5 separate regions of the Mus musculus genome follow, and all the other regions are linked to region 5. A link is a loop called in an ENCODE intact Hi-C map of the cell type or tissue named here. Cell type or tissue: heart. All regions are shown on one strand. Each heading gives the region's core, and the rest is flanking DNA. Links, peaks and the distances in the headings are about the cores only.

What was found. Peaks named below come from ENCODE experiments on the same cell type or tissue, not always from the same donor. Only the 100,000 strongest peaks of a DNase experiment are listed, where the experiment ranks them.
Region 1: it touches region 5 in a loop (4-fold over the local background); 3 of 42 quality-filtered maps call a loop at or near these places.
Region 2: it touches region 5 in a loop (2.5-fold over the local background); 17 of 42 quality-filtered maps call a loop at or near these places.
Region 3: a loop joins it to region 5, with 6 times the contacts of the local background. A loop is called at or near these places in 39 of 42 quality-filtered maps.
Region 4: a loop joins it to region 5, with 3.0 times the contacts of the local background. A loop is called at or near these places in 6 of 42 quality-filtered maps.

What each region holds. Positions count from the first base shown.
Region 1 is chr9:42,162,113-42,168,424 of GRCm38, reverse strand. No RefSeq gene overlaps it. Among named protein-coding and RNA genes, the nearest start is that of Gm39321, 23 kb to the right of the region's middle. In heart, for the core only: a CTCF peak has its summit at 3,287; no DNase peak of the experiment used is centred there.
Region 2 is chr9:42,121,106-42,127,417 of GRCm38, reverse strand. It overlaps Sorl1 (sortilin-related receptor, LDLR class A repeats-containing), which reads left to right and starts at 3,121. Exons shown (of 48, transcript NM_011436.4): 1 at 3,121-3,589. The coding sequence starts at 3,305. In heart, for the core only: a CTCF peak has its summit at 3,297 (motif pointing left); a DNase peak (open chromatin) is centred at 3,077; H3K4me3 peaks cover 1,989 bases; H3K27ac peaks cover 1,398 bases; H3K27me3 peaks cover 1,365 bases.
Region 3 is chr9:41,996,060-42,002,371 of GRCm38, reverse strand. Sorl1 (sortilin-related receptor, LDLR class A repeats-containing) reads left to right here. Exons shown (of 48, transcript NM_011436.4): 30 at 767-901; 31 at 1,973-2,128; 32 at 6,052-6,201. Among named protein-coding and RNA genes, the nearest start is that of Gm16214, 23 kb to the left of the region's middle. In heart, for the core only: a CTCF peak has its summit at 2,454 (motif pointing left); no DNase peak of the experiment used is centred there; H3K27me3 peaks cover 254 bases.
Region 4 is chr9:41,225,590-41,231,901 of GRCm38, reverse strand. No RefSeq gene overlaps it. Among named protein-coding and RNA genes, the nearest start is that of 1700063D05Rik, 23 kb to the right of the region's middle. RefSeq lists an enhancer at 1,357-4,000. In heart, for the core only: a CTCF peak has its summit at 3,018 (motif pointing left); a DNase peak (open chromatin) is centred at 2,861; H3K4me3 peaks cover 925 bases; H3K27ac peaks cover 2,106 bases.
Region 5 is chr9:42,238,388-42,244,699 of GRCm38, reverse strand. It overlaps Gm40515 (a long non-coding RNA gene), which reads left to right and starts at 3,072. Exons shown (of 2, transcript XR_870673.1): 1 at 3,072-3,279. In heart, for the core only: a CTCF peak has its summit at 3,773; no DNase peak of the experiment used is centred there; H3K27me3 peaks cover 873 bases.

The DNA.
Region 1 (6,312 bases), core at 1,141-5,140, 76 kb after region 5:
GCTGGAAAGTCCCATGCAAGTCTGGGAATTGTGGTTTTTTATCTTTTCAGCGTGAGAATGCCTTCTGTGACTTACCATGATTCCGACTAGGAAAGTGTAGAAGTTTCTAAGACTGTCTGTTCCTAAATTATTTGTCATAGAAGAAAACCATGATTTAGTGAAGTATATTCCTCTAGTTGCTGCATCTGTAACTGTCTTAGTTAGGGTTTTACTGCTGTGAACAGACACCATGACCAAGGCAACCTCTTATAAGGACAACATTCAATTGGGGCTAGCTTACAGCTTCAGAGAGTCAGTCAATTATCATCAAGGCAGGAACATGGCAGCAACCAGGCAGGCATAGTACAGGAGGAGCTGAGAGTTCTACATCTTCACCTGAAGGTTGCTAGCAGAATACTGGCTCCCAGGCAGCTAGGAAAAGGATATTAAAGCCCACACCCACAAGGCTACAGCCACAAGGCCACACCTACTCCAATAAGGCCACGCCTCCAAACAGTGCCACTCCCTGGGCCAAGCATATACAAAACATCACAGTAACCCTTGTATTACTTTCCAATTTCTTTTTCTATTGTAGCAAATAAAATTCAGGCAGAGAATAGGGAAATGCATGAAACCTAGGAAGTAGCACCTGGATAGCAGCAGGTAGGCCACGCCTCCTAATAGTGCCACTCCCTGGGCCAAGCATACACAAACCATTACAGGAGGTATCCCAACACCTAATTTCAAATTATACTGCAAAGCCATAGTGACAAGAACAGAATGGCATTGGTGTAAAACATAGATCTATAGTCCAATGCAAGAGAGTAGAGGTCCCAGGACCCAGAAGTAACCCTGTGCTTCTAAGGCCATTGGATACTGGACAAAAGTAGAAAAATGTATACTCAACAACTAGATAGTCTTCACCAATAAAAGTTGGGAGAATTCTGATGCCCACATGTAGAGGAATGAAACCAGACCCCTGTTTCTCACTCTTTACAAAAATCAGTTAATACAGACCAAAGACACAGACATAAGACTTAAAACTACTAGAAAAAAAAAAAAAACAAGGTCAACATTTCAAAGTAGAAGTCTAGGAAAGGAATTTTTGAATAAGGCTCCAACAACCCAAGAGGTAATATCAAGGATTGAGTTTTAGGACACTACTAACACCTTCTGCAACACAAAAGGAACAGCAAAGTGAAGAGGCACTGTAGAGAATGTTAGACAAATCTTTATTTATCAGTTGGTCACTGAACAGGGGATTAATATCCAGAACATATACAGAGCTTTACAGAAAACCTCAAGCAACAATGGAACGGATGACATAACCAATAGATGGGAAATTTCCCAAACAGAAGTTTCCTACGGTAGTGTGAATGAGATACCTCATAGGCTCATATGCTTAAATGCTTGGTCCCCAGTTAGTGGAACTGTTTGGAAAGGATTAGGAGACCTGGTATTCTCAAAGTGGGTGTGGCCTGTTTGTAGGAGATGTGTCACTGGGGATGCGCTTGAGGTTTCAAACGCCCATGGCAGGCCCAGTGTCTTTGTCTTTCTGCCTGCAGATGAGGATATAAAGCTCTTAGCTCCTGCTCTAGCACCATGCCTGTCTGCTTCCAGCCATGATGATAATGGACTAAGTCTCTAAAACGGTAAGCAAGTCCCCACTTAAGTGCTTTTTTAATATAAGTATTAAATTAGTCATGGTGTCTCTTGAAACAGTATCTAAGACACTCCCTAAAAAGTGAAGTACAAGTGGCCAGTATATCCCTGAAAATATATTCAACACATTTAGCCACCAGGGAAGTGCAAATCAAAACTATGCTGAGATTCCATTTTAGCTTGGGCAGAGTATCCATCATAACAAAATAAGAAATATAAATGGAAATGGTATAGGAATATATATATATATTATGCATTAATAAAACCCTGGAAATAGAACACTCATGTGATTTAATTACACCAATGTTGTCTATTCAACAGTAACCAACAATTAAGAAGTCTGCCTTCCTGTATTTATTGTAGTTCTATTCATAACAGCCAAGTTGTAGAGTCAGCCTAGGTGCCTACCAATAAATGAGCAGACAAAAAAAAGTATATTATGTATATACAATGAAGTTTTATTCAGCCACAGAGAAGATTAAAATCACATCTTTTGCAGAAAACTGGGTATTAAGTAAAACGAGCCGGATTCATAGAGACAAATAATCAAGTATCTTCTCTATATGAAGACTCTAGATTTTTAAAAAAATGTATGCCTATAATGCTAACACTTGGAGGGCTGAGCATGGCTGTGATTAGGTTAGGTAGATGAGGTGGGACTTGCCCACTGTGGGTAGCACTATTCCCTGTGCTAGGGTCCTAGAATGAATAAAGAGGGAAAGTGAAGTCTGATCACAAACTCAAGGCTAGCCAGAGCTGTACAGGGAGAATCCATCTAAATAAGTAAGTTAACAAACACATAAGTTACATAAGAATGAAGATGGAACTTTTTGAAAAAGGAAAAGGAGCCAGTTGGGGTTGGAAAGTGGAAAAAATTTTGCTGTATGTGATTAGCACTACTCATATTGTCTGGTGGTGGTGGCACGAGTTCCTTGCTACCCTCCCCAATGTTCTAGATCCCCTAATGAAAGACACATATGCAGCCTTATATTTAATATGCATTAATCAGATCAGTGGCTGGGCCACTCCCAAACTTCCATGTTGCTAATACTTCCCCTCCAATACTCCTGAGTTATTACTTACTAAAATCTATATTCCACCTTTGCTACCTTAGACCCAATAGGGGTGCCCCCGGGGCTAATCTTCCTTGGCTCTTACATGATTGGTACTCTGTCTTCTGAAGCTCTCAAGCCTGCATCTTATTCCTTTTCAGTCATGGTGATTCTTCTCTTGGTTCCCCTTTCCTGAAAATCCTAAAGTCCTGCCTCTCTCTCTGCCAGCCTCGGCTGCAGCTACTTTATTTACCAAGAAGAACCCAACAGGGACCCTCAGCATCTTACATAAGGGTTCTTGTGCAATTTTGGGAGCCCAAAGTACCATAATGCAGGCCTTAGACCAAATCCACAACAGGAAAAGTTAATGGAGAAAAACATGATCAAATTAAGTTACAAATACACATGAAAATGTTGCAATGAATCCCACTATTCTGAACAGCAAATACGTGCTATAATAAAAAGATAACCTGTAAGATTTTTACATTCTTACTTCATTTTTGGTACATCTCAGCTGTCAGGAAATATTTCCTTTTGTAAAGAATAAAAAAATCTGCCTTGTAGCAGCACACTTGAAGCAGGAGAACCAATGCCCCTCCTGGTGGTAAGTAACAGCTGCATCTCTCCGTGTAGCTTTTCAGATAACTGCAAGTAACTTTCTACCCACTACCCTTTACCCTGGGATGCTCTAACTTGGCTTGTTTATATTTTCATAGTTTTGCTTAGTATTCCTTTTCTCATTAATAATATATCTAACACAAAGCAAGGCAGGAGGTTATTTTGTTGACTCACAGATAAAGGGTACAGTCCATGATGGTGAGGAAGTCATTGAGGCAGCTGGCCACATTGCATCCACAGACAGAGAGCAGTGAAGGATGCTCTTCAGGCCCCCTTTCCCTGTTTATTCAGCCCAGGACTCGAGCCTATGGCATGATGCTACCCACAGTGGACAGATCTTCTTGCCTCACTAATCTAATCTAGATAAACCCTCACAGCCAGAGAGTGATTTTAACTCCATATAGTTGAACCCCAGTTGTCTTCATATTCTGCATTGTTTCATTTTCTATGCTCTATTGTAAGTTTGTCTGTGTCTCCTGTAACCATTGGAGTGAGCTTAAAAAAAATCTGGCAGTTGTTGCTGTTGGTGATGGTGGTGGTGGCTGTGGCAGCAGCAGCAGCACTAATCATTGTTGTGATGGTTTAGATAAAATTTCATGCAGTCTAAGCTAGCCTCATGTTCAACAATCAATTTCCAAAATCAGAAACAAACAAACAAACAAAAAACCTGGACAGAATTACAGTGGTGGGGGCAAGGGTGGCACAGGCTAAATACGGAAACCAAAGCTTTGGGCCACAATTGAAAAAAGCCATCTGGGTCTTGCTTAAGTAAGAGAATGTTTTCACCAGAAAGCAAAGAACCCCATTCCCTCTCAGTTGTGTTGGAAAAGTACAGAAAAGGGCTCTGATTGGCCAATTGGATCATTGCCTGTCCCTGGGTAAGAAAAAGAAATGTGCCCTTGGAGTACACAGCCGCAGGAGAGGAGCATCTACCTCCCAGAAGGAAAGAATGCTCTACAGACACAAATAAAAATGCCCAGCAGAGGGGCAGGTCAAACTTTGGAGAAAAATGAAGGGGACTATTGTAGAAAAGGAAAGAAAAGTGGAGATAGGTACATGATAACAGAGCTGACTGGACAGCAGTAATTCCAGGAGAAGTATAACCGCCTAAGAGGACAGTTCCCCATGGTCCCCTTCATCCAAAGGCAGACTACCCAAGACCCCCAACAGACACCTGACACTGTAGATGCTACCCAACCTTACACATACTGTCCCCCGCACAAGCCTACAGTTAAAGCTTGATCCATAAACCAAGCACAATCAACAACAATAAGCGATAAACAGGAACATGTGGTGGTGAAGGTGATCCAGCAACACCTTATTGACAAAGGAAGGATGCCCACCTGGGAGAGTAGAACAGCGCAGTGCAAGATGTCAGCGTGCCACACACAACGGCGTGCAATTCATAACCTATGAATTTTTTATTTCCGGAATTTTCCATTTAGTATTTCAGACAGGAGCAGATAACAAGAAACCAAAGCAGAAGAACGGGGCAGTGCTGAGGATAAGCAAAGGCTGTTGGTTCGTTTGGAATGTTAAAAAATATTTATCGTCTCTTGTGTATGGCTTTCTGTAGGATACACACAGTGTATGTGTGTACACACAGTGTATGTGCACATGTGTGTGCATGCAGATTATGTGCATGTGCCCATGTGCACACCTGTATATAGACTCACAGAGAACAGAGAGTATGCAAGGTGTCCTACTGGGTCATCTTCCCTGGCATGCCCTGGAGATGGGAGCTCTCACTGAACCTTGAGTTAGGCTGGCAGCTGCCCTGGCAACTCTCCTGTCCCTACTGGCCCCCAGCACTGTGGGTACAGACTCCTGTGCAGCTGTATTTCCACGGGCCCCGCGATCAGATCTTTACACCTGTGCAGATCCACATGCTAGGCAGTCTCTTCAGCTTGTGTTTTCCTTTCTTCTGAGGAAGACAATTGAGCAACAAGGAAACGTTAAGATGTTGAGTATGTTTTTAAATTGATACCTCCTAAGATGCTTAATAGTTTGTGGATAATTATTTAAATCTTGTTTGTTTCTTTATAGAGAGGGCCCTGATTGGTAACCCTTACTGGTCTGGAATTCATCATGAAGACCAAGCTAATCCCAAGCTAATCTCAAATCCACTCTGCTCCTGCTGCCTCAGACTCCTGAGTCCTGCGATTGCAGCCATGTGCCACCACATTCCTTAGTTTAGTCTATAATACAGTTGAAAGTCAGAATTCCTGATAGATGAACATATGCACGAGAACATATGTTCTGAAAATTAAAATAGAAAGCACTTTGACCATGGTGATAGTGTTAACTGTCAACTTGATAGAATCTAGAATCATGTGGGCAACAGGCCCCTGTTGACATCTCTGTAGTATAATCTTGATTGATGTGGGGAGGTCCACTAACTGTGGGTGGTGTCATTGCCTGGCTAGGATCCTGGACTGAGCAGTATTGTACATTCTTCATTCTCTGATTTCTGATTGTGAATCTGATGTGATCTGCTGGTACAAGCATTTACAGCCTGGATTTTGCCACCATGGTTACCGTATCTTTAAACTGTGAGCCACAGAAAGTCCTCCCTCCCTTGGGTTCCCTTTGCCAATGGTGTATCATGGGAATAGGTAAATAAACTAAGGCTATCAATCATACAATAGTGGAGATGAGCTGGCTGAGGCTGTTGAGTTTTTGAGCCTGGCTGGAAGGTCCTGTGTGTGTCTGGCCTTGGCAGCCAGACAACAGAGCAGGTACTGCAGGCAGGCATGTAAGATGTCTGTCTAATCCACTGTCTTCTTGAGCCCTGGGAAAACTCAAAGGAAGATATTCATTTGTCCAATTAGAGGTGGGCTTTCATTGCAAGCCACCTTAGTGCCCACAGGCCACAGGCAAGGAAACAGCAGCATCCAGGACCCAATATGGTGGCTAACTTGTCCACAGAAAGGCCGCAGGGAGAGTTGAATTTCCTTGTGGTTGGAATCTGTGAGGTTAACAGCCCAAATGTAACCACACC
Region 2 (6,312 bases), core at 984-4,983, 120 kb after region 5:
TGGGATTATAGACATTAATCTCGCAAGTGCTGGAGTATGGGTGTCTTCCACCATACTCAGCTTTTGCTAGGTGTTTCCTTTATTCATGTATGTATGTGTGGTATGTGCTATCATACATATGTGTGTTTGTATGTTTGTTTATGTGCATGGACACACGAAAGACACATTCATATGTGTGTGTGTGTGTGTGTGTGTGTATACATTCGTGCACAAGTGTGAAAGTGTGGCCCCCATATGGAGATCAGAGGACAACTTGTTGTAGATGTTGGTTCTCTTTCTCCACTACGTGGGTCCTGGGAATTGAACTCTGCTTACTGGGTTTGGCAACAAGCACCGCACCTTTCCCTGCTAAGCTGTCCATGTATAGATCCATGCATATTGATTTTTGTAGTGATGTTGTCCAGCATCATAGCAAGGCCGTGGGTAGGGCAGAGAGGGCTAGAATACATCTTCCCCTTGTCTATGGCCCTGGGGAGATGGAGGAAGTACAAGCTTTTTTACAACCCAGATCTGGTTTTGAAGTTAGGAAAACTACCCCGCTTGGATTGCACAACTCAGCTCTGACTCCTGTTCGGGGTGAACTTGCCCTGTGGCTCTTCCGCTCTCACCTCTCACGCTCTTGTAGGAGTCCCAAAGGTAGAGAATAATCTTACCGACCAGGGAACCCTCCTAACCCCTGCCCCAAAAGCATAAACAAAAGAGAAAAGAAAAAACAAACCCACCAAACCCATGTAGAAACTTGCCACAAGACCAGAACCATCATGCAGACCTCCAACGCTGCCTGCACAGTCCTTTGCTGTGGGGAGTGTCACAGTTTTTTTTTTTTTTTTTTACATACACGAGCTCACTTGCTTGGTACTCTGACTGTTAGCAGAGGTGGGGTAAGAACTAAGTCCTCTATTTTATAGGTGAGAAAACGGAAGCTCCAGGGAGGGCATTCAGCCAAGTCCCCATAGCTAGAATTGGGCCTTTGCCTTAAAAAAATTCAGTGTGCTTTCTTTCTCCTGTGCCCCATGGTTCTGCAGCCCACGGTCTCCCCGAGAGCCGACTATCCACCTAAGAATGGCTTAGAATGTAGATAATGATTAGAGAGGAAGGCATTCGAGGAGTAAATTAACCGTGTTCAAGCATTCTTGCCAGTTTTATAGCATTGAAATTACAAATCCAAATCAAAATGAGCAAGTAGCTGGTCCTGCCCTACTAATCCTTCCACGCAAATTGCCACCTGAAGCTGAAGCCAGCAGTTCACAGGGGCAGACCGCTTTGTCTTCCACACAACAACTAGAAGCCGCTTGGGGTTGTTTTCTGCTGAGAGCCTAACTCATCGAAGATGGTTCTCATTAAAGATAGCCTGACAAACAACCGATGATCAAATCTCATGCAGGGTGTTCTGACTGTAGGCTGTTCCTTTAGTCTTCTCCTGGGAGTCAAAGATGGCAGAGGTGCTGATGGTTCAGTGGCTGTGAGTTAGGTGGCTCAACAATCATCTGAGTTGGGGAGGGAAAGGGTTGTGGGAGGGTGGGAGGCTGCAGAACCTCAGCTGGGGCGGGTTGAGGGAGATGAAGGGATGCTGGCATTCTTTCACAGGTGATAGTCATATTTTGAGCTCATAGTTACAGAGGCTGGGAGGGAAGTCTGTGAGCATGGCGTTGGCACCTTCTCAGCTTCCAGCAAGAGCCGGATGCTGCTTCAGCTCATAGGAGGTCTAGCTGTTTTAGAGATAAAACAAGGAGGGCTCCTTGCTTTATGAGAACTGCTTTAGGCGGAGCTAAAGTTCAACTGCTCTACCCACTGTTCTTGGGAGAACAAACTTACTCCACTGAGAAAGGCCCGGTTCCTCTCAATAGCATAATCAACCCTTAAAGGCACCCACCACAATGGCAATACACTTCAACCCAGGGACAAACCCAGTTCAGATCATGACAGGTTCTGGCGGGTTGCCCAAAGCGGTATAGATTGGAGGGAGGGAGGAACGAAGGAACTAGATTAGGCTAACTAGACTGAAGTTGAATGGCAAGTAAACAAGAGACAGAACCAAGCTCCGGGCTTGCTGAAGTGGCAGAAAGGTGTGTGTGTGTGTGTGTGTGTGTGTGTGTGTGTGTGTGTGTGTGTGTGTGTGTGTGTGTGTGTGTGTGTGTGAGAGAGAGAGAGAGAGAGAGAGAGAGAGAGAGAGAGAGAGAGAGAGAGAGAGAGATCGAGAGAGATCACCTTCCCTTCTCTAAACCAATGGACGGCTTTGAGTCATCCCAATAACCAGGACTGGAGTCTGGAGAGACCTAGGATGAAATACAGGTTAATACTTAACTGCTCCCACCAGCTGGGGGAAAAATGTATAAAAGCGGTTACAATCTGGCTCTTGGAGCTGATTTTAAGGTGCATTGAAAGTGCACCCCGTCTTTGGGCATCTGATTCCTCCAGTACATGAGCAGTCTTTACAGCCTTTACAACTAATGGTGTTTGGTTGAAACACACATCTTAGCTCTGAGAGTGGCTCAATGCTGGAACATCTTAAGGGACCAAAGCAGGAGGCTGGTAGGGCCCTGGGCCATGCCTAGTGTAGTTGTCCAGGTGGAGCAAGTATAGCCTAGGTTTTACTGCTTCTGGGCAGGGTGTTTGTCTGCTATACTCTGCTGGACGCAGGGGCAGTTAGTTCAGCTTGATCAAAGGTAGTTTGAGCTGTAGCCATTTCAAGCGCATTTCTGGTAGTTGAAACCACGTAAGTTTCACAAACCAGCAGGTTCATCTTGACTTACTTTGTTGGTGTGCTAAGGGCCAGTTCTGTGGTTTGCTTTCCATTGGAGGTGAACATGAGGCCAAGGCCCAGGAAGGTGGTTGAGTGGCTGCACAAGGTGCAGAGACTGATGGCAGTTTGGGGCGACCAGGGTACCCCAGGAGCCCATGGAGTAGCTAACTCAACCCGGGGAAATAGAGCACGGCGCCCACGCAACTCTTCACTGCGGTAGGGAGGGCGAGGTGTGCGCGAAGGGGACCACGGTGCCCTCAGGCGGGCGCTCCCTGCCTTGACTTCCCCATCCCAGGGGGCGGGGCCGCAGTCGCAGCGAGCGGAGAAAGTGCGCGAAGGGGGACGCGCTGCGAGCTCACACGTGACGGCACGGCGCCGAGCGAGCGGGACCCGGCGGCGGCGGTGGCCGTGGCTGCGGTGGCGGGCGCAGCGGAGCGGCCCGGGCGGCTTGGAGCCCCGGGAGCGGCGCGCGCGGCCCCGGCCCTGGCCCCGCGCTGTCCCGGCGCGCGCTGCACATTCTCTCCTGGCGGCGGCGCCACCTGCGGGAGCGTTCGCCCGAACATGGCGACACGGAGCAGCAGGAGGGAGTCGAGACTCCCTTTCCTATTCGCCCTGGTCGCGCTGCTACCCCGCGGGGCTCTCGGCGGGGGCTGGACGCAGAGATTGCACGGTGGCCCGGCGCCCTTGCCCCAGGACCGGGGCTTCTTCGTGGTGCAGGGCGACCCGCGCGATCTCCGGCTAGGAACGCACGGGGATGCCCCGGGGGCGAGCCCGGCGGCCAGGAAGCCACTCAGGACCCGGCGGAGCGCTGCTCTGCAGCCCCAGCCTATCCAGGTGTATGGACAGGTGAGCACTTCTGCAAGCCACCTCCTTCCAGCCCCTTTCTCTCCCACCACTTCCTCACCCCCGCACCCATCCTTTGCAGTCGCTTCCCAGGTGCTGGCTCCGCTTGGGGACTTCCCGGCTGGCATGTTTGTTTCATTTCTTTTTCTTCTCCTTTCCCCCTGTACATCACATGAGTACAGCCGTCAGCACTCTGGTCGCATAGATCTTTTTTCTTTTTCCTCCTTTCTGTCGATTTTAGCAGATGTGTTCCAGGTAACTGGAAGGGTGCAGAGCCTCTCTTCCCTAGCCTGTATGCAGACAGACTAGGGTAGTTTCTGGCAGGATTTTGAGGGGTACAGCATAAATTTTACATCTGGATAAAAACGGGCATAACCCCCCTCCCTTCCACCCCAACTCCCGTACCATCCTTTGGCAGCGGGAGCGAGAATCCTGCAGTTGTAAAGCACTTAAGCAGAATTGCAGAGGAGGGCATGCCATGTTTATTCTCATGAACCCCAGTAAAGGTGGGCAACTCTCAAAGCGCTACGAATGCCCCTTGTGTACCCAGTAGACATATGTGTGCGTGTGAGCTCGTGAATATCTGCGTGTAAGGCTGGATTCTCTTCGTTGGGAGTACAGCACATCAATCCGTCCCCTTTCCATCCCAGCCCTTCAAGGTGATGGCTTTATTTTAGATAGAAACTATCTCTTATGACACTTGGGATTTGAGACTACTGCAAGAAATTTGCTGGGCTTAATATTCATTAAAGGATTTATTTCTATCCAGGCAATGGGTTTATTAGGTCATAAGTAACACACATTTCACTCATGGCCCCCACTGACTGCTGGGTTGCCAAGTTGAATTTGTCCCCCTTCGTATCAGCGCTGGTGGAATCAATTTGCCCGTATTATTGTCTACTCAGAGACTCCCAGTCCTTCAGTTAAGATTGACATCAGCAAAACTAGAAGGTCGGTGGGAGAGAAATGGTGGGCCTGATGGAGCTGACCAACACAACCATGTCCCAGAGCGACTGTTGCTTTCTAAAGTACAAATTAAGTGATTAGCTGGGGGTTCTGCCTTTCTTCACTGATTTTGGCTATAGCAAAGTCTTCCTTCAGGCCATACATAGAGTTAAGCAATCAACTCCTGGAGCCAGAAAGCGTCTCATAAAACATGCCACCCTATTGTGTCACCCTATTGTGTCACGTTTTGAGTGAAGAAACCCAAACTGTGACAGGTGCGATGACTGGTCCAAGGTCACGCAGGAAAGGGCTGTGAGCACTGTAGTTCTCTTGCCTGCATGGTCTCACTGACCTTTGGGTGCTGGGAGGTGGGGGGTCACCTTGTCTCTGCTCAGTGCTTCCTAAACATCTCCTTTCTAAAATAAAATGTATATATCGTTATGAAGACAGAGGGGCGGTTGTGTGTGGGTGGGAGTAGCTGACATCTGCCCACCACCAGACCACTTGCCCCTGGGCAGGAATGTATACCAGATGACCTGTAACTGCTTGATGGTGTATGTATGTGCGTGTGCGTCTGTGTGTACGTGGTGTGTGCAGCGCTTAGACTCCTGAAGCCCACCTGCCCTGTTTTGGGCCCAGATCCTTGTGCCCCCCTTTTCATCCCCATCTGAAACTTCCTTTTTGTAATTTGGAAGTCAGCAAGATTGCTCTTGGCAGGCATGGCAGCTTGGAATTGCCGAGGGTGGGTCTCTCCAGCTTGCTGAGCTCTGCTGTGCTCCTGAGAGGGTGGGCTGGGTGTGGGAGGAGTGAGTGTTCAGGTCCCCTCCAGCCTAGCTTTGGTGGACAGAGGCACCTTCTAGTCTCCGTGGCATCCATGCAGGTGCTCTTTATTTCCTCCTTCCTTAGGGTTTGCCCTGTGAAAATCTCCCAGGGATTTATAGCAAGCTAGAGACGAACTCTGTCCTCTTTGGGAGCCTCTCCAAACACTTCCCCCCCACCCCCCGCCCCCTGCGCTTTGCTTTCATGTCTTCAGGCCAGCCAGACTGGTTCCATTGAAGGATGCAGATCCAGCCAACAGTTGGACTCAGAATGAGGCATTCCCACACAACAGTGAGGATCCCTCCTGTACCCGTCCTCACTAGGGCTGCCTTCCTAGGCCCCCATTCCCTATTGCTACAGGTTAAGGAAAAAAATAGCATTACCCTTCCTTGTGGAGGAGTGGACTCAGACAGAAGGAAGACCTAACTTTATGGTATGGGATTTCTGCCACAAGCTCTAACCTGGTGCAGGCCCTTCGGACTACAGGCTCAGGAAGCAGTGACTGAATGGCTTAGGGGCTCTTCTCTGGGTCTCTGGGGTGATGTATGTCTATTTGGAATCACCTCTGTAGCTGAGGTGGCCATATGTGTACCTCGGTTTTTCCTGGGACATACCCAGGTATGAATAGTGCCTCCACCCCCTACCCCCCCAAATGCGGCTGTGTTATTAATCTGTATGCTTGTTTGAACTCTTACCCTGCACCAAGTTATATAAATTCCCTTCAATTCTTAAACCCACATAATTACAGTGGACAGTTGTCTGAAGGGGATATGTTTCTCAAAACACACACACACAAACAAGCAGCAAACAAAGAAAACAATTGAACTCGAGGTCATTGTAAACAAACAGGTGATAACCAGCAGACCTGTCACACTCAACCGGCCCTTACCCTACCGTGGGCTTATGTGGCTGAGGGAGGCTCTGGACCTGGAGTGATGGCTGGGGACAGGGAGACTTAGGTG
Region 3 (6,312 bases), core at 805-4,804, 240 kb after region 5:
TTCACGGGGCCACAACCCATGTTCGGAAGATAGTGGGTAAGGGAGAATGGTATCTTGGTTCCTTTTCTTGTGGCAGGATGCACAAGAGAGCCACGTTTAGGAAGAAACGTTTATTTTGGCACACAGTGTAAGGGTGCAGTCTGGCACAGGCAAGGGGATTATGACAACAGTGACCCCAGACAACCACACGCAGAGTCAGGAAGCCGAGAGAAGTGAGTGCGGACCCTCGATTCAGTTTCTCCTTTGTACCCAGTCCATGGCTGCAGCCGGTGGAACACGCCACCCTGACTCAGCATGGGCCTTTCCTGCTCTGCTAAACATTTTTGGAAGGACCATAATCGGCACACCCAGGGGTGTGTTTCCATGACGATTCTGAGTCCAGCTGTATATTGACTGAGATCAGCCGTCATGATGTTCAGTGCTGAGGAGTGTACCTCCCTCTGCCAGTTACAGACCATACCATCATCCTTGGGCTGTCTTCACACTTAAACTATGTCTTTGGTGAAGTGTCATGGTTAGAACTCAGAGTGACCATTCTCAGGGTAGCAGAATAGGTCAGAGAAGTGGGACTTGGGGCCTAAGAAGATGGGGTGCTGTTGAGTTTTCATGTGTTCCTTACCCCTCCTTGGACCCACGAAGATGCCATATGTTCTTCCAGGGAGTCGGACAGGTGCCCTAGGACTTGGCCCTTGGGGAGATAAACATAGATGAATCCTCTAGTTCACACCGGTGCAGTGGAAATGACTGGTGTGTTTGATCTCTACAGAAAACCCCACGGAAGCCCCAAACTGTTCCCGTTACTTTCAGTTCCACTGTGAGAATGGCCACTGCATCCCCAACAGGTGGAAATGTGACAGAGAGAACGACTGTGGGGACTGGTCTGATGAGAAGGATTGTGGAGGTGAGAACCCCAGGTACTGGGGTCAGCCCGAGCCCCACCCAGCCTGGGCAGCAGGACAGCCCTGCCTGGCTGCAGACCCCCACTCTCTCTAGAGTGCCTGGCTTAATCCTTACTCTTTGGCTTTTTGTGATGCTGAGTTCTTCTGTGATCTTTCTTTCTCATTTTGCATGTCTGTACAGATGCTCATGGAGGCCACGGGTCAACCTCCGCTGTCGGCTTTCAGTCTCTTTTCACCTTGGTTTATGAGACAGTGTCTTACTGGGGACCCGGGGCTCACCAATTAGACTTAGCTGGCTGGCCAACAGACTCCAGAGATGCCTGTCTGCCTGTCTTACCCTCCCCCCCCACCCCCACTGTGGACACAAAAGCATGCTCCACTATGCTTAGCATTTTGTATAGGTTCTGGGGATTGAACTCAGGCCCTTGGCCCCGATCCCCACTCTCTGTTTTCCAATCTATGTGATCAGTTTTCACCGTCTCCAAGGCTACCCATTCCTGCTTCTGAAGGGCTGACTGAGGGAGCCCAGAGCCTTGATTCTAACGTTTGCTGTGCAGCCCCCGCCCCCACATTTCTCTGGACTATCTTTGAAATGTCAGAGGACCCCATACCAGTGCACTTCAATATAGTCAGGGGCCCCGGGTTAGAACATGTGCTGCTGTTGCCCTTTGCTTTCTCACCTTGGGCCATTGATGCTTTATCTACAGCCATGCTAGGCCTGGGTGAGAATGGTCCAGCCACCTGGGCCTTCCTTATTGCCTGTCCACCCGCTTCCTCTAGCAGCAGTCAGGAGCCCTTGCAAGAGCAAATGTATACGACTGTTACATTATTGCAAGTGTTGTAGCTTATTAACTCCCCTAAGCAGTGTGGAAAGGCTGCCATCTCTTCAGAAACCCCTTCCATACCCCATATAAATGCTATTTACATGAGCTGATGTTCAAGGCTGTGTCTGACACTGGTCTCCTTGGGCTGGTGCAACAGGGATGTCAACATAGGCTTGGGACACGTTTTTTAATTGGTGATCAATCTTCTACTAACACTTCTACTAACACTCCTTGCTTGTTCTTCCTCAGATTCACATGTTCTACCCTCCCCGACCCCCGGGCCCTCCACGTGTCTGCCCAATTACTTCCACTGCAGCAGCGGGGCCTGTGTGATGGGCACCTGGGTGTGCGACGGCTACAGGGACTGTGCAGATGGCTCTGATGAGGAGGCCTGCCCCTCTCTAGGTGAGTCCTGGCCTTGATGTGCCCAGTTGGCATTTTCTTTCCTGGAGGGGACTCTGGGAGTATTGTGTACCAAGACTGTGTGGCAACCCAAGAGAAGCATCCCAGCTTTTAAACTGCTCTGTGTGTTTCTGGCCAGAAAAGTCCCACTCCCCTGCCTGCCACCCCTGCTTCCCTTACAGTGGGGAATTACAGATGGGGTAATAAGGCAGTGTTTTGTGTGTGTACAAAACTTAGGGGAAAGAATCATTTTTATGCTTGTTGGCTGGCTGGCATTCCCTCTAAAAGAAGGGTGACCACTGCCATCTAGTGGCTGATCACAGAAACAGCGGAAAGGTCTGTACAACCTGATCTTTGAGGTCCACCTTTGAGAAGTCACCTGTCCTGTAGGCAGAACTGGGGTGAGGGGGCCGTGTCTTTCCCTGAACTGCAAGCAGTCCCAAGCTTGCTTTTTGAAAGGAGAATTGACACTTGGTTGGACTGCTTTGCACAGTCCTTTTCAGAGCCCAATCTTAGGTCTGCAGAGATCCTCTTCCTCTGTGCACACCCCAGCACTTCCCTTTTTAAAAGTCACCAGTGGCTTCTTGCTTGGAAAATCAGAGGAGGCCTTACGGTCTAGTGGTGGAAGATGCTGTGACTGCTAAACAAATATCTTAACTTAGGCAGTCATTTTTAACTGGTGGGTTGCTAATTCGTTTTTTAAATTTTGGTTTTTAAAAATCGTAAGTGTATATTCATTGTACAAGATAGTGGGTTTTATTATGATATTCCCATATATGTTTACCATGTGTCTTGGTCACAGCCACCTACATTATTTCTCAACTTGTCACCTTGCCCCTTCTCCCTGTGGTCTTGTAGAAGATCAATTTTTTTAAAAATCCCCCTTATGTGTATGTCAGCGTGTGTGTGTGTATGTGTGTGTGTGTGTGTGTGTGTGTGTGTGTGTGTGTGTGTGTGTGTGTACTCATACCTGTTCACATGTGTGGAGGTCAGAAGACCACCACATCTTTGGTCCTTGCATCCCATCTTGTTTGGGACAGCCAGGGTCTATTGCTGTGTATAGATGCATATGCCAATCTAGCCGACACTTGGGGACTGGGGACTCTCTGTCTTCATCTCATCCTAGGAACCCTGGGATTACTGCAAGGCAAGCACTTTATCCACTGAGCTATCCTCCCAGGCCAGGAGAGCAGTTCCCAACACCCAGCCTTTCCTCTTTCCTTCCTCTTCATTCTTCTTTTCTCCCCCTACCTCTCCCCAGCCCTCTCCTCTGCTCTCCACCGCCCCTTCTCTTCTCTTTGCTCTTCTGCCTCTCCCATTGCTCTGTTCCTATCACCTCTCTTCCTTAGTTACTTTTTAGAGTGAGGCTCTCACTGTGTATCCAGGCTAGCCTCGGAGCGTGTTGTAGCACAGCCTGCAGAGACCGTGTTGGGTGGCTCCTATGCTGCGGTGGCTGAGAACGCCGTAGGAGCATCTCGGCGTGCTTTGTTCAGGCCGTGTTCCTGTGCTTCTTACCCGTTGCTCCTGATGCTCCTGTACGGTTGTCTTTGTGAGGCTGACCACCACTATGTCTCCATGTTTCTCCTTTCTCTTCTTCTCTCTCGTGGTTAATATAGAAAGTTCCTGGGAGAGAATACGTGGAGAGAGATCTGGGGACTGACACGTTTGAAACTGTTTTTGCCCTGTCTTCAGGTTTGATTGATCTGAGCTGGATTTAGGAGACTAGCTTGTCAATTGCTTTGCTTTAGAATTGGAAGGCCTCTGCGGTTGTCCTTTGAGTAGCTTTTAGGAAAGCCATGGCCAACGTGAGCCATTTCATTTTAAGTTTTCTGCTCGCTTATCATATCTCCCGCTTGGCTCCTGTGTTCTGACTTTTTACTAGGCTGTGCTTCGATGTACATCCTTTTCCCATCTAGTGTGGAGATCCACGTGTCGGGGTTTGAGGGATCTTTCCTGGAACTGTTTAGTTAATGGAGCAAGCCTCTCTCTTCTCCTGGTGACCTTGTTGTCTGTCACTGTCTGTTGATTGGATCTCCTCATGCTCTTTTTGTTTTGTTTGTTTGTTTGTTTTGTTTTGTTTTGTTTTGTTTGAACAAAATCCCTCTGTGTAGCCCTGCAATTGGCTGTGTAGAGCAGACCGGGCTCACACTTGTGGTAATCCTCCTACCTCTGTCTCCTGAGTGTCTGGGATTTCAGGCACGAGTCACCACATCTGCATCTGCGATCCTTACTCTTGCCTTTTTGGTTTGTTTCTTTGTTTGTTTGTTTTTTGTGTTTTTTTAAAATCTTTTTTAGCTATAAAGATTTGTATCTTTTCTAACTGCTTTCTGTGACATTTGCCTCACGTCACCAGCTCTTCCTCCGAGTGTCTTCGTTTCTGTTATTCTGGATTCACTTGTTTTTCATGTTTATTATTGTTCCTTTCAGTACTGTCCCCATTTGCATGGAGAATATGTGTATGCCCACGAGCATACTAAAGACATTTGGCGTCGAAGTTTGCGTCTGTGTGTGTTTGGTGGCGAGGTGTGTATGTGTAGGATGCCTGCACAATTTGTGTGCCTGTGGGTGCGCACACAGGGGCCACAGCAGGACATTGGCATTGGGTGTCTTCTCTATCGCTTTCAGCTTCATGCTCTGAAACAGCCCTTCACTGAATCTGCTCTGCTTTGTGACAGGGGTGCTGGGTATTCAGAATCAAGTCCTCAGGGTAGTGGGTCTTAGTCACTGAGCCATCTCCTCAGCCTCCTGACATTTGTTTCCTATAAAGCTGTTTTTCCTCCAAACAATCTTTCTTAGAGCTATGTGTGTGTGTGTGTCTGTGTCTGTGTGTGTGTGTGTGTCTGTGTGTGTGTGTCTGTGTGTGTGTGTGTCTGTGTGTGTGTGTCTATGTGTGTGTGTCTGTGTGCATACTTGTATGTGTGTCTATGTGTCTGTGCATGAGTGTGCATCTGTGTGTAGGTGTGTATGCATACTTGTGTATGTATGAGTGTGTGTGTAAGTGTGTGTGTGCACACTTGTACGTGTGTATGAGTGTGTGTTCATGTATGTACACACTCCTGTGTCTGTGTATGAGTGTGTGTGCACACTTGTGTGTCTGTGTGCATGAGTGTGTATGCATGTGTGTGACTGTGTGTGCACACTTGTGTGTCTGTATATGCATGTGTGTGACTGTGTACGCACTCGTGTATGTGCACATTTGTGTGCGCGCACATGCACATGCATGCATACATGCACACGTTGCATTTTATTTTGTTTTTGAGGCTAAAGGCTTTCCTTAGATAACTCTTTATAGCTACATGTGTTTTAGAACAGGAACTAAAATGCTGAGCACTAATAGGTTCCAAGCACACTACTGAGCATGTCGGCTTTGTGCTTTGTGGCTAGCCTTTAGCTAGGAAACCCCAGGCCTTGGCAAGTTCCTTGTTTATCCATGAAGCTGTCAGTGTACTTAGGCCTCCTGCCTATACTGTAAGGTCTCATGTCAGAGCTCTCGGGAAGTGTCTTGGCTTCTCATTGACTGACTGTAAGTCAGTACCTCTGTTACCAGTAGCTTCTTCTTTCTCAGGTAAGGCTGCTCAGACAGCCCACTTTGATTCTTTACAAACCACAGTCAGCCGGGCTTCTGGCCTACTCAGATATGGGCAGTCGTCTCCTGGGGCTGGGTCCAGAGGGAGATGGTAGCAAGGAGGCTGCTCTGAAACTTCTGACCCTTTTCCGGTCGTCTCTCTCACATGATAGTTGTTGAGCCTCTGGGGGACCCTGTGATGTTGAGCTGGCTGGCTCAGAGCGTTCTCTTCCAATAGCTTCCGGTGGGATGCAGCCCCTCTTCCCTCCACACTCTCAGCACATTGAAAAGTTGAACAGTTGCTCTTATAGGCAAGCTTCCTCCTTACCAAAAAGTAATTTTAAAAATGGCATTTTCCTAGCAAACTCCACTGCCGCCTCCACTCCCACCCAGTTCGGGCAGTGCGACCGATTTGAGTTCGAGTGTCACCAACCAAAGAAATGTATCCCCAACTGGAAGCGCTGTGACGGCCACCAAGATTGCCAAGACGGCCAGGATGAAGCCAACTGCCGTGAGTATCCTCTCGTGGCCATTGAGTCCTGAGTCCCCTTCTTCAGCTTCGTCTTTGGGCAGCTGGTTCCTGTCTGCCTTGGGTAACTTTGTTTACTGAATTGTCTATGAG
Region 4 (6,312 bases), core at 979-4,978, 1.0 Mb after region 5:
AGACCCAAACATTCCAAGTTGGATAAAGTAAATCAGACCTGTAATCATAGCACTTAGAAAGAGCTGAGGAAGATGGATTGTGGCACAGTCAAAACCAGTGAGAGCTATGCAGTGCGTCCCAGGCTAGCCTGAGTCATGGAGTAAGACCTTATCTTAAAAAGAGCCATGTGTCTTGTCTTTGCAGAATAAGATGTTTTCCTTATGAGACCAGGATCTACTTTGATGTGTGTTAGATTTAAAAACCTTCTCTATGTGTAATGGGCCTTCTTTATAAATGTGATGACTCCTCTATATGCAAATACTGACTGGTAGTTCTAAAATCAGCATGCGCACACCTAGTAGGGACAAATTAATGTTACTTATGGTTTCTGTTTGTCTTAGCAAAGTAATAGAGAATAGCATTTTGTCCAAATACCTGGGAATAGATTAAGTAAGAAGAATAAATCCAGTAATTAGTTTTGGAGTTGAAAGCAGGGTTGACTTCATTATATAATGGCTTCCAAAGGGAATGGCTGTCTTTCTTTTGAAGTTTGATTAAATGTGTGCCTAGGGAGAATATTCCACTCGGCCCTCCTCAGGGATTCCTTTCCACGGTGTGGTTTCCCTGGGGTACTTGGTACAGTGATCTGCTCTGCTTTCCTTCACAATTGTCCTGAGGCCCTTTGTGTTTTCAAACTGCTCTGCCACTGTTTTGTTCCTTAGGATTCACTTAAAAATGATTCCATGAGGGGATACCGTGAAGCAAGCACAGTTCAAAGGGTTTCTGACGAAACTGTAACAGAGAATTTGAACGTTGGTACATTGATAGGGTGTTTTCAAATTGTCCTTTTAAAAACATAGTCATGTCCAAAATTCAAGCATGCTTGAGAGAACACCAAGCTCAGCTTTCTCTCTTTGGAGACAGGGTACAGTCGACAGATGAAAGCGCACAATGGTCAGATACATTTACATTTCCGATAAACAGTTGGCTTGTTAGCATACATGTCTCAATAACCCCATAAGAAATCTAATTTTAGGAGTTCTGGGTTCTTATTTTCTAAATCTGGTACCTCTGGAACAGGAAGAAGATGTATTAATCACCCCAGAGCTGTGTGAACTGCAAGATAGATAGATAGATAGATAGATAGATAGATAGATAGATAGATAGATAGATAGATACATAGATACATAGATACATAGATACATAGATACATAGATACATAGATAGATACATAGATAGATACATAGATAGATACATAGACAGATACATAGATAGATACATAGATAGATACATAGATAGATACATAGATAGATAAATTGTAATCTTCACCCTTTTAAAAAGTTTTAGAAATTTATTTGAGTCCAGTTACAAGCTGCCCTCTGACCCTTACATGCCAGTCATGGCATGGGAGCACTCATCCACACACAATAAATGTATACGCATGCATATGTGCACATGCCTGCGTGTATGTGTGGTTATGGGTATACTGCGTGCATTCTTGCATGCGTGCATGAGTTGTGTGTGTGCACACACATATGTGTGTCTGTGTGTGTCTGTATGCGTGTGTGTGTGTGTGTGTGTGTGTTTGTGTGCGCACGCGTGTGTGTTCATGCACCTCAGCGCTCATGCGGAAGTCAGAGGACAACTTTCAGAAGTCTTCCGTCCCCTTGAGGCAGGGTCTCCAGTGTAATCTTCCTGGGTTGGAGCACCATCTTCGGAGATAAAATGCTACCTAAACTTAAGATCAGTTTATTGCTAGCTAGATTATACACAGCATCACTCCATCACCCAATATTTACCTGGAGACTAACTGGTATCGGGCAATGGGTGATGGGCAGTGGGTGCTGTATTTAGAGCAAAAAGATCCGAGGTTGAATTTCATCATTGACTGTAGCACCTTCGGCAAATTAATTCCTCAGCGTCTCAGATTCTTTGTCTACGGCAATGGGGATAAGACAGTTATTATAAGAGCCAAATTAGCTAATGTGCACAGAAGCACTCTGCTTTTATGAATGGCTATAAACAGATTATGACTTATTAGAGAGCCACTCTGATCTAGGAGTAGCCCGACCGTCAGATCCCAGCACGTGGGGAGAAGAGAAGGGATAGGGTCAACCTGAGGTATGCAGTGAAACCCAGGGGAAGAGATGGGGAGAAAGTGAAGGAGAGAAGAAAAAGAAGAAGAAAAAGGTGCCGCCAAAAGGTACCCTGGCTTCAGCTCGCCTTGAAGTGGGTTATTGTCGAAGCTGCACAGGGAGGAGCTCTTTCTCCAAATTTTCAAGGGCAGAATTCTTAGCCAGTAACCACAAGTAGTTATTTTACCATCCATTCTCTTTATATTTCAAAAGACTCGGGTTCAAATGTCAGTTCCAAGTCTCTGTTTCTTCTCATAACAAATGGACCAAATGATATTCACTCCACAGGAAGGAGGGCTAAGAAAAATAGAGGCTTACTTGGGGTTTTCTGTCTAGGGATGTGTGTTCTCATCTGTGCTCCTCCTGGAGTGTCCCCTGTAAGCCCCGGGGAGTGGATAGGCTTAAGGAATAGGCCTCAGTTTTCCTTGTCTTTCTTTGCTTAGTGGCTCTAAAATCAGAGCCCAGCAGGAGAGTCGTGGGAGAGGCCTTCTAAGATGGGGTCAGAAACGCTCAAAGCAGTATTACTACCGATCTCCCTGCACTCCCAAGACAATAACCTTCTCTAATCACTACCAGATTCCACATTCGCGCCAGAAAGCAGCAGGGAGCAGTTGCCTTGACCCGCCAGGGCCTCCAGCCCCTCCCCGCCAGACGCAGACTAATGCGATACAGACGTCTCCCTCCCAGCACCGCTCTCCCACCCGCAGTCCCTCTCCAGACGGACATCGCTCTTCCGAAGTCATTTTTTGCAGGTCACCAGGCCACTTTTCCACGAAGCCAGGGAGAAGCCTGCACCTCGGGACTTCCTAGCTACCCAGAGGGTATTGTATTCACTCCTGGCGGAAGCCAACTTCAAAAGGGTATCAGGCGGGGCTTCTCACTCATTTCGATGGTACAACAGTGACCTCCAGTGGCAGAGCCGGGAGACAAAAAAAATCTGCAACGTCTCAGAATATTCCTGTCCTCATAGAAGACAGTCTACAATAGGACACGATTTCTCTTGTAAACAGCGTCTAGGACGACGACGACGGTGATGGACTCCATAGTTGCTGAATCCAAGCAATCCTGCAGAGATAGCCAGTGGCAAGTTTCCAACCCACGATCTGAGCTCCATGGCCTATCATTTATTTAGTACAGCTCCCTCAGCTCTTAATCCACTCCAGACCCCGCCCTGGTGCCCAAGTGGCTTGTGTTAATTCCACTGCTAGAAATGACCTCTTCATCTCTCTGCCTGATAAAATCTTCGTGTGATGATGTCAGATGAGAACATGCCACTTGGGGACACTTTCCAGATCATCCCTCCTAACAGAATTGATTTTGTCTTCAAAACCAAATAGTATCAAGGACGTCAATACTGCTGAATGCATTCGGCTTGAGAAGCAACACGGTACAGCACTGTTGTAGGGACTTCCACTGCTGAGAGTTCTAGGTGAAGGATGGAAGGGTGTGGGAGTGTCAGGCACATCTGCAGCACCATGACACATGCCTGAGGAAATGACATAAGAGAGGAAGGGTTTATTTTGGCCCACAGATTTGTATCTTTCTGTCCACTGTCATTGGTATCTGTTGGTTCCAGTCCAGTGTTTGGTGAGGCAGAACATGAGGGCAAAGAGCAAAGTGGCCCTCCTTGGGACAGATAGGAGATGGGAAGGGACTTAATAAAGACAAAATACATCTCCTAATACATCATTAGAGGCTACTTCCTCCAGTGTGGCCTTCCCTCCTATCTCTACCAACTCCCATCATATTATGAGCTTGTGAATGGACTGATCTACAGATTAGTTCCGAGTCCTCAGGAACCAGTCATCTTCCCTTCGCTCGACTGTTGACTGTCGCGTTGAGAATAGAGCCCTTCACATGTGATCCTTGACAAGGGGCACACTTCATATGCAAATTATAATTACTGAGCTCAGAATGCTGCAGACTAGTGGGGTGTGCACAGGAAAAAACAACTGCCATCGAGTGTAGTAAGGAGTTCCATATTTGTCTCAAGTAAGAGTCATCACTCCAGTCAGGGGGAAGAAATGCAATCAGAGACTGTCTAAATAAATGGAAGGGCTTTGCTTGGGTATTTGGGGGCTGAACGGGAGTTAATGAGGCAGGTAGAATGATTTAAGATGGGGGAAGAAAAGAAAAGATGCTCATTTGGATGTGAAATAACTACCTAGAAGTGATTTCGTTGCGACAAGGGGCAGCCCACGCTGGCTGGATTATCTATCACTGGATGTTTTACAGTCAAGAGATACTAGGCTGGAAGACTACTGAAAGCAGGATTGGGATCTTCCAAACTGTTGGCTATATAACCCAGGGTCATCAATGATTGCTGAACTATAGCATGATTCGGGGAGAATAAGCTCACGCATAAGCTAGAGTGGCTCACAAAACAGGATAAAAATCAAAATCTGGTTTCTGCCCATTAGTGGTTCTCAGATGCACTGGCATACGAATGTATTGGTCAAATCTCATCCACTGGGATGAAGCTAAGTTATTGAGCTGGTGAGCAAACAGGTCAGGCACAGTGCCTCAAGATGGAAGGCAAAACCACAAGAAGGGCAGCTGCCCAGCCTGCAGTGTGGAGACAAATGTCAACGTTGCAGGAAATGAGATGCCCGACGGAAGAGTGGAGATCTCAAACCAAGTCTGTGAACTGCATCTTGCTGAAACACGACTCATTTTCGGTGTCCTCGCTCTTGAGAGGAAGTCCAATGAAGATGCTCAGAAGGTCTGGCTCTGAGATCCAGGGAGGATCAGAGGGACCAAAGGGGCCCCAATCTCCCTTCAAACATATGTTCTGAGCAGCTGGGGAATGACGGTCTGTTTGTTCTTCAGCGTCAGATAATAAATTCTGGCTGAATCTGATGGAATTTAGCCTTTCTGGATAATTTATCATGAATGAAGAATTATATGCCCCCTTGATATATGGTGCAGGAGACACATCGGTGCCTGAGATGAACAGTAACTTAAGTCATGAAGCTATGTATCCATGTGTGTTTATATCTGCACACCCCAGGGTCTCCCTGCACACCGGAAAGGACTACAGTTAATCTACAGCTGGTGGTGCTTGGTGTGGGGAAAGCAGGTGACCTGCTGCAGAAGGTGCAAAACTCCATCCAGGCCGGTAGTGAAAGTCTTCACTGTGGGAATGAAACACAACACAGAGACCTGTCTGCCCACCGATATATTAGAAAGATACATTAGATGCAATATCCATTCCCCATTAGAAACTGAGCTGCCTGAGGGGCCTCACCCAGCACAGCACCTAACTCAGCACTCAATAAACCCTGGCTGAGTCAGAGAAGAATAAGCCCCTCAAGAAGAGGAACTAGGAAGTTCCTGGAGACACCTGGAGGGTGTGCAGAAGAACCAGAGCATTCTGTGGTCCCCAGACACGCCCTTTTATCTTTGCGCCAATACAGTTAATATGGACATTAGAACGAATGGCCATCTGGAAAACAGATAAAGGTGATTTTGGATTCTGGCTGTGCCACTTCATTAGCTTGGGCAATGAATGTCTTAAAGTGTCTGAGGTGCTATTTGGCTCTAGAAGACATCCAGAAGTTCTGTGTATAAAGGTGACCCTTGCTGTCTGCTATAATATTAAAAAGTAAAATAAAATAACATAATTTTTTAAAAACCTGGCCAGCACAACCCCCAGCAAATATCAAATATCGCTATTTCGACAGCAGCACAAGGTACCTTCTCTCAATGGAATCTGAACTACCACTCACTCACCGACAGTTGCAGTGGATGATCTTCACCTGCCAAGCCATCTCACCAACACAGTCTTACCCAGCAAATGCAAGAATCGCATCTCTGGGACATCTCTGGCCTGGCTGGAGAGCTCCTGTGCTGTGGTGAGATTATACAGGTGAATGTTTACAGCCAGCTCAGCAGTGTGGGGCCTGCCCGGGTCTGAAACAGCATCCGTGTAGGGGAATGGCTGTCCCCACTTAGCAGAGGGTTGTTGCTGCAGTCAGTGGAGTCAGAGACAAAGAAGCGCATGTGGCAATTGTACATCATCACAACCAAGACAAAGCATTAGACCTTCAAAGACCTAGACTCCTACAACTATCAGAATCACATAAAAAGGTTTTTTTTTTAAAAAGCAGACACTGAATTGAGTAAGACATTCAATGTCTTAAAAATCGGTATAAGCACCCAGCAAAACTCAGCCACCTGTTAGTAACACCGAGATCC
Region 5 (6,312 bases), core at 1,501-5,500:
GCAATCCTAGTAGGAATATGGAAGACATTGGTGCTGAGGGTGATTTGAACTGTGCAGACCTGGCCCAAGTGGAGAAGGATTGCAGTATATGGCCTAGAAACTCTGAGTATTTTGGTGAAGAATGTGACTGCTTGTCTGAAGTGTCTACCTGAAGTTACGGTAAAGAGATTTCAATGAATTGCATTGACAAAAGAAGCCTCAGAAAAGCCCAACATAGACTTTGTCCTCTGGGTTTACTCTCATAAAGAGCTTTCTGATGAAGCATAACCAGCATAGAAAAGAAAAACACGAACTGTACCGTTCAGAGAATGAAGAGGCACCCGGAAATGGAATGAAGCCGAGTCCTATGTTCAAAGAGATAAACAGATTAGGAGAGTGGTGACCTCAGGGCAAGATCACACCCTGCTAAGCTTATTGTTTATGCTTTTGCAGTTGAACAAGGAACTTGGTTATTGTTTTCATTTGGATTTTTTTGCTTTTTGTTTTTTGTTTTTTTGTTTTGTTTTGTTTTTTAAGACAGGGTTTCTCTGTGTAGCCCTGGCTGTCCTGGAGCTCACTTTGTAGATCAGGCTGGCCTCGAACTCAGAAATCTGCCTGCCTCTGCCCCCGAGTGCTGGGATTAAAGATGTGCTCCACCATGCCCAGCTTCATTTGGACTTTTAATCTGAAATGAACTACAATCCAGAAATGGAGAGCACAGCTGTGATCCAGATCTTGAGGAATAGTGGCCATGAAAATCTTAGGGCTTGGCATGGTGGTACACATTTTTGATCCCTATAGAGAAAGGCAAGCGAATCTTTGAGTTCAAGGTCAGCCTGGTAGAGAGCAAGTTCAAAGTAGATAAAAGCTTAGGTCCAATCGTGATGGTATACTCCTTTAATCCCAGAACTCAAGGCACGAATCCCAGAACAAAGGCATGCAGATCTCTGAGTTTAAAGTCAATCTACAGAGTAAGTTCCAGGACAGCCAAGCTTAGGCAGTGAGGAAGTTGGAAGAGAGCAAGCTGGTGATAATGTAATAGAACAAAGAGGCCATGTTCCAGCTCCAGTAAGCAACAGAACTCAGCAGTGTAGACAATGTGGCTCTGGCTTTAAAGTCAAGAATAGAAGGGACTACTGGGCCAAGTGATGCTTGTTAGCTGGAACTAAGAACTTAGCAATGATTAAGAAGAGAACAGAATCCCTAGAGTGAAATCTAGGAAGTGTTTTCTGAGAGCCCTAAAAAGCTGTGTTCCAGAGATAGCCAAGGTTGTACCTCGTGTTGCAGCTGGACTTGATAATGTATAAGAATCACCCAGGTGGTACTGGCTTTGACGGCATGAAGGTGTCATGGAGAGCAGCTGAGGCTTGGTACTGTGAGAGGCCATGGAAAGGTCATTGGAGAAGCAGCCTCAGTTGCAGTTGAAGGTCAAGGACTGAAGGGGTCATGCAAAGAAGCTGAGGCTTGGTACCATAAAGGGAACCTATGAGAGGCAACCTAGTTGCAGTGAAAAACCCCAGCCTATTGAAGATGCCAGTATCATGGGAGGACCACCAGGAACAGCAGCAGCATTGGAGTGGAGTCAGCCAGAGCCTAGAGTGCTTCAGAGGGCAGAGCTGGAGAAGTGACCCAAGCCCCTTTGAGACGCCCAGAAGATTGTGTGTGGATGGAACATATTGGAGCAAGAAGCTGTAAAGTTGAAGGGACTTTGGAGACTCCAAGATGCTAGAGATACTACAGCCATGAGATCTCTGCTGAGAAAAGATGCTAGTGAAAGCAGTCCAGTAAAAGAAGTTTGTTGTAGTCAGCGAAGTTGAAAGGAGTTGAATATCTGAAGAATGCTTTGACATCAGACATGGAGATGCAGGGGTTTGAGTTTGCCCAGCTAGATTTGGGTCTTGTTTGGTTTATATTTCCTCACGATGACGTTTTGGAATGGTAATGTATATCCTGTGATGTTTAAGATATGTGATCTGCTTTTTGATTTTGACGTTAGAGTTGATTACACTTAAGTGATTCAGTGACTCTCAGAAAGGACTGAGCTTTTAGCACTGCTTATAGATTATAGATTATAGGGACTTTTGAGGTTGAACTAAATGTTCTTTGCCTTGTGCTGTGTTTGAGTATGGCCTCCATAGACTCCTGTGTTTGAACAAGCCTATGGGCACCAGGGAGTGGAATGTGGTGATTTGTACATGCTTAGCCGAGGGAGTAGCACTTGACGATAATAGACTGAACCTCTGAACCTGTAAGCCAGCCCCAGTTAAATGTTGTCCTTATAAGAATTGCCTGGGTCATGGTGTCTGTTCACAGCAATGGAAACCCTAACTAAGACGAATAGTAATTAGAGGGCAGGTATGTGGGGGCAGGAAAGGGCCTATGGTGGGCCCAGGTGTGGAGCTTGGAGAGTGTGAACTGGAGTTTCAAGGGGGAAAAGCCACAGCAATGCTAGCGAGGTAACCCTATCGGATCACTGATCAATGAGACGTTCTGTAATGTGGAGAGCTGGAAGGTAACCAGTCCAAACCAAACTATCTTGGGTTATCTTTAGCATCTTTAATGTCATTCATTATTTATGTAGTATGGAAACAAACTACTGGCTTAGGATAGGAGTGCCATGAGATTACACAAGTAACCTATAACAGCTTCCCACATTTGGTAAGACCCACCTGTCTGATGCTCCCACCAATGTATTCTAAAAGTTCTTGATTTATAACTTTCTTTGTTCTGTTGCAATAGGAATTTGATAAAACTGTTACCACATCGGGGCACAGTATTTGTGGCAACATGAATCTGTGTTCTTGGACTGTAGTCACTTACATTTAGGTCCAAAATAAGTTCTTTCTTATTCTCTTTGAGGTGGGAGCTAGGAAAGACAACTTCATGTGGTTTGGAAGTGTTCCTTCTTCCTCTTGTCTTCTTTCCCAATCACTCAGTCTTGAAGCCATCAATTAGGACCATGGCAGAAAGACAACAGTGTTAGTAAGAGCCTGGTGTGGGAACCAGAGCCCCCAACATACTGATCAGAGCTTTGGGCTTCATGTTCCATCCCCAGATAAATAAGGATCTTTAAGATACACTTACCTGAAATTTAAAGGAAATGAGTAAGACAGAGTTAGGGATACTGCTTCCACCATGACATCAAAGGATGCCCTCTCTGAGGCTGTAATGTTGAACCTGATTCTTGGGAGGAACAGAGAGGCTCCGTGAGGTGAGGTGGAGACAATTAGAGTGTATCCAGGTCAGGGTTTTGGCATGTTTGAAAAAGATGCTGCCCTGCCATGAGCTCTTCTGGAGCTGGTAAGTTACAGAAATGGGAGGGAGACATTTATAAGGACAAAGATAAGATCAGAAGGTGCACGATAGGTTCAGGCTGCCTGGGATGTAGAACAGTGCATGTAAGACCTGTGTGTGAGGGGAGAAACAGTGCCAGCACAGCTTGATGCTGGCACTACACTGTGGGAGAGGCACAATGCCAGTATCAGTTCATAGTCAAAGCATGTGGTCTGAGCATGGTTCCTGTGTAATCATGGGTGGCTAACCTGCCGCTCCAAGTCTTTGTCTCTGCTTGTCAAAGGAAGAGCGAAATTTTCTATTGTCTATATGAATAAATAATTACAGAGAGTTATTATACAGCTTTGTTTAAAGGTTAGGTCAAGAACACAAGTTTATTCTTGGGGGATAGTCTCTGAAATGTGTTCTTTCCAGTGGGTTTTTCTCCCTCTCTTTTTTGGGGGTCGTATCGGGGGTAGGTTTGGTACTGTTCCTGGCTGAAGCAGAGCAGTTTCTAGGATGAGACTGTAGGTGGCGCAGTTAGACTTTTCTCAGGTTGCAGCCATAAAAGCAAGCGCGTCCACATTTCATGTCTAGACAGAGGACGTGAATGGAATCATAAAACCTTCAGACTGGAGGGTTCCGGAAAGGTCATCTACTCCCTCTCTTGTCTTTAGAAAACCCGACTCCTAAATCAGCTCTCTGCTGCGATCCTTTCAAAGGCTGTTAAAGCTCCCCTGTTCCATGCTTGGCTCATTGACAACAGGCAAACCCACAGAACAACAAATCCCCAAATAAAATCCAACATGCATGTGTGCGCACATTTCGTGGGGACAAGATTGCACCAGTGGGGCTGTAGGACACCAGAATGGCTTTCTCCATAGTCATGGTTGAGTGAAGGATGTCTTTGCTTGGCAAGGAAAATTCTGTTTATCTGAGATGGAGTCTTCCCGATGAGCTCTGGGCAGAGGCAGGGAACATGGACTCCACCGGGCAAGTAACATTCTAAACAGCAGGATTAAGAGCCAGGAGTGAGAGATTAAGAAAATGTCTTCAAGAGCTTCAGAGAGACCCAGGAGGTTTGCAGAAAAACTGGTCTCAATTCTAGAAGGTTAAATGTCTCCATATCTAATTTTGATTTTCCAATACAAATTAACTTACTTTGCTCTTTCTTTCCTTGTGGCTCTAGGGACAGAACCCAGGGACTCACATATGTTAGGCAAGTGCTAAATCTAAGAATTAATGATGCCATATTTAGAAATACAGTAAACATCTTTTTGGATGACGGGAAACTCTTTTCATGATCACCTATCAACCTTAATTCAGGCTTTAGAGTATGCATGTGGCTTCCCAGGAAACCTGAAGGAAAACAAAATATCTAGGAGTTGCCTGAATCAGATGGTAGATATGTGATTTGGTTTGTTTGCTCGTTTGGTTGGTTGGTTGGTTAATTGCTCATCCTGAGTCTTACTGCAGTGTCTCAGCACAGCTGTCTTTGTGAGTTGCAGCTTCTTCCTCCAGGATCTTATAAATTTGCCTAACAGCAGTGAAGGAACAGGTCAGTTTGGAAACAATAGTTAATTAGCAGATAGGAGAGCCCAGGTCCACCCCCACACAGGTCTCAAACACTTAAGCCAGGATAAGAGACTGTCAGTTAGATTCATTCTTTAGCTGAAATCATTTTGCCAACCTAAATATTTATCAAGTGCTGAGCTAGAAGATGGAATCAAGCAGTAAAGACTACATTAAAAGCATATTCAATATTTTAGTAAGTGATATACCGAAGTGCTGTTGGGTCATAGGTCAGCAGGATCTAACACAGCCCGTAGAATGCTCTCCCCAAGGCTCACACAGCTAATACTAAGGGAATGAAGGTGGCAGGCAAGAGGGGTCATCAGCAGAGAGGGAGCAAGACAGAGGGAAGGTCGGAGTTTGAAGTGAGTATAGAACCCTGAAGATACTGAGGGTGATTCAGCTTGGCTGAGTGGCCAAGTTTTGGAAGGCTGGAAAGGAAGGGAGGCTGGAGAACAAGGTGAGGCTGGATTCCAAAGGACTTGGTGGGCTCTGGAAAGAGGTAGTTTTATCGTAGAAAAGGATCATGGGAAGACACTGAAAAGGGTATCTGGGCAGGTGATCAGACTAGATGAAGATATGAGGCTGGGGATACAGATTTGAGAGTAGCAATATGTGGCCATAACCCAGGTAGTGAGCAGAGCTGGGGGACAGGGCCAGGGCCAGCATCTTCAGCAGTCCCTAAGGCCAGGGCCAGCATCTTCAGCAGTCCCTAAGGCCAGGGCCAGCATCTCCAGCAGTCCCTAAGGGCCAAGCAGAAGAAGACTCTATGGTGAATGATGCCAAGATGTAGTCAGAGATGTGAGGAGACAGCGGGATACAGAGCCGAGTGTTAGTAGGGATTAGGTTCAGACAGGATGTGGTGGGAGAACCTCAGAGGATGTTAGTGCCCTGATGGTGGGCTGGGGAGAACAGCTCAGAGACTCGGCCTGAGACATCTTGTCAGCTGAAGACTGAGAGCAATCTCTGAAGAAGGCGTTGGCTGTGGAAGAGAGGAGAAGTGGCTTTCTGATGCCAGGGGAGGCTGGGAGAGAAGTGTGGCCATGTGTGTCTACACCAGCAAGGGTCTGAGAGCCAGCCCATGGTAACTTTCATTTTCTGTGTGAGCATCACAGGTTCTGGGCGGAGCCTTCTCTGCATTAGTCGAGGGACAGCTTGAAACCCTTATTGAAGTGGGTTATTTTAAATAGTATATATGCTGTAGTGTGAGGACTAGAAAATTCCGAAAATGATACTCAGTTTTTGAAATTCAAATATAATTACATCGGTTACCCCCTTTCTTTTTCTTTTCTCCAACACACCCACTCCCCCCAAATGTTATACTTTTGAAACCAATCTTGGCAAACTGAATTCGTGGTTTCGGCAGGATGATATAATTGTATACCTCTCACTGTGAAAGATCCACTCCTGACAGATGATGGCGAGTGTGTTAAAGGTAAGAGTTCAAGTGAAACTGCACATCTTACTCTAATAAACATTTTATGATCA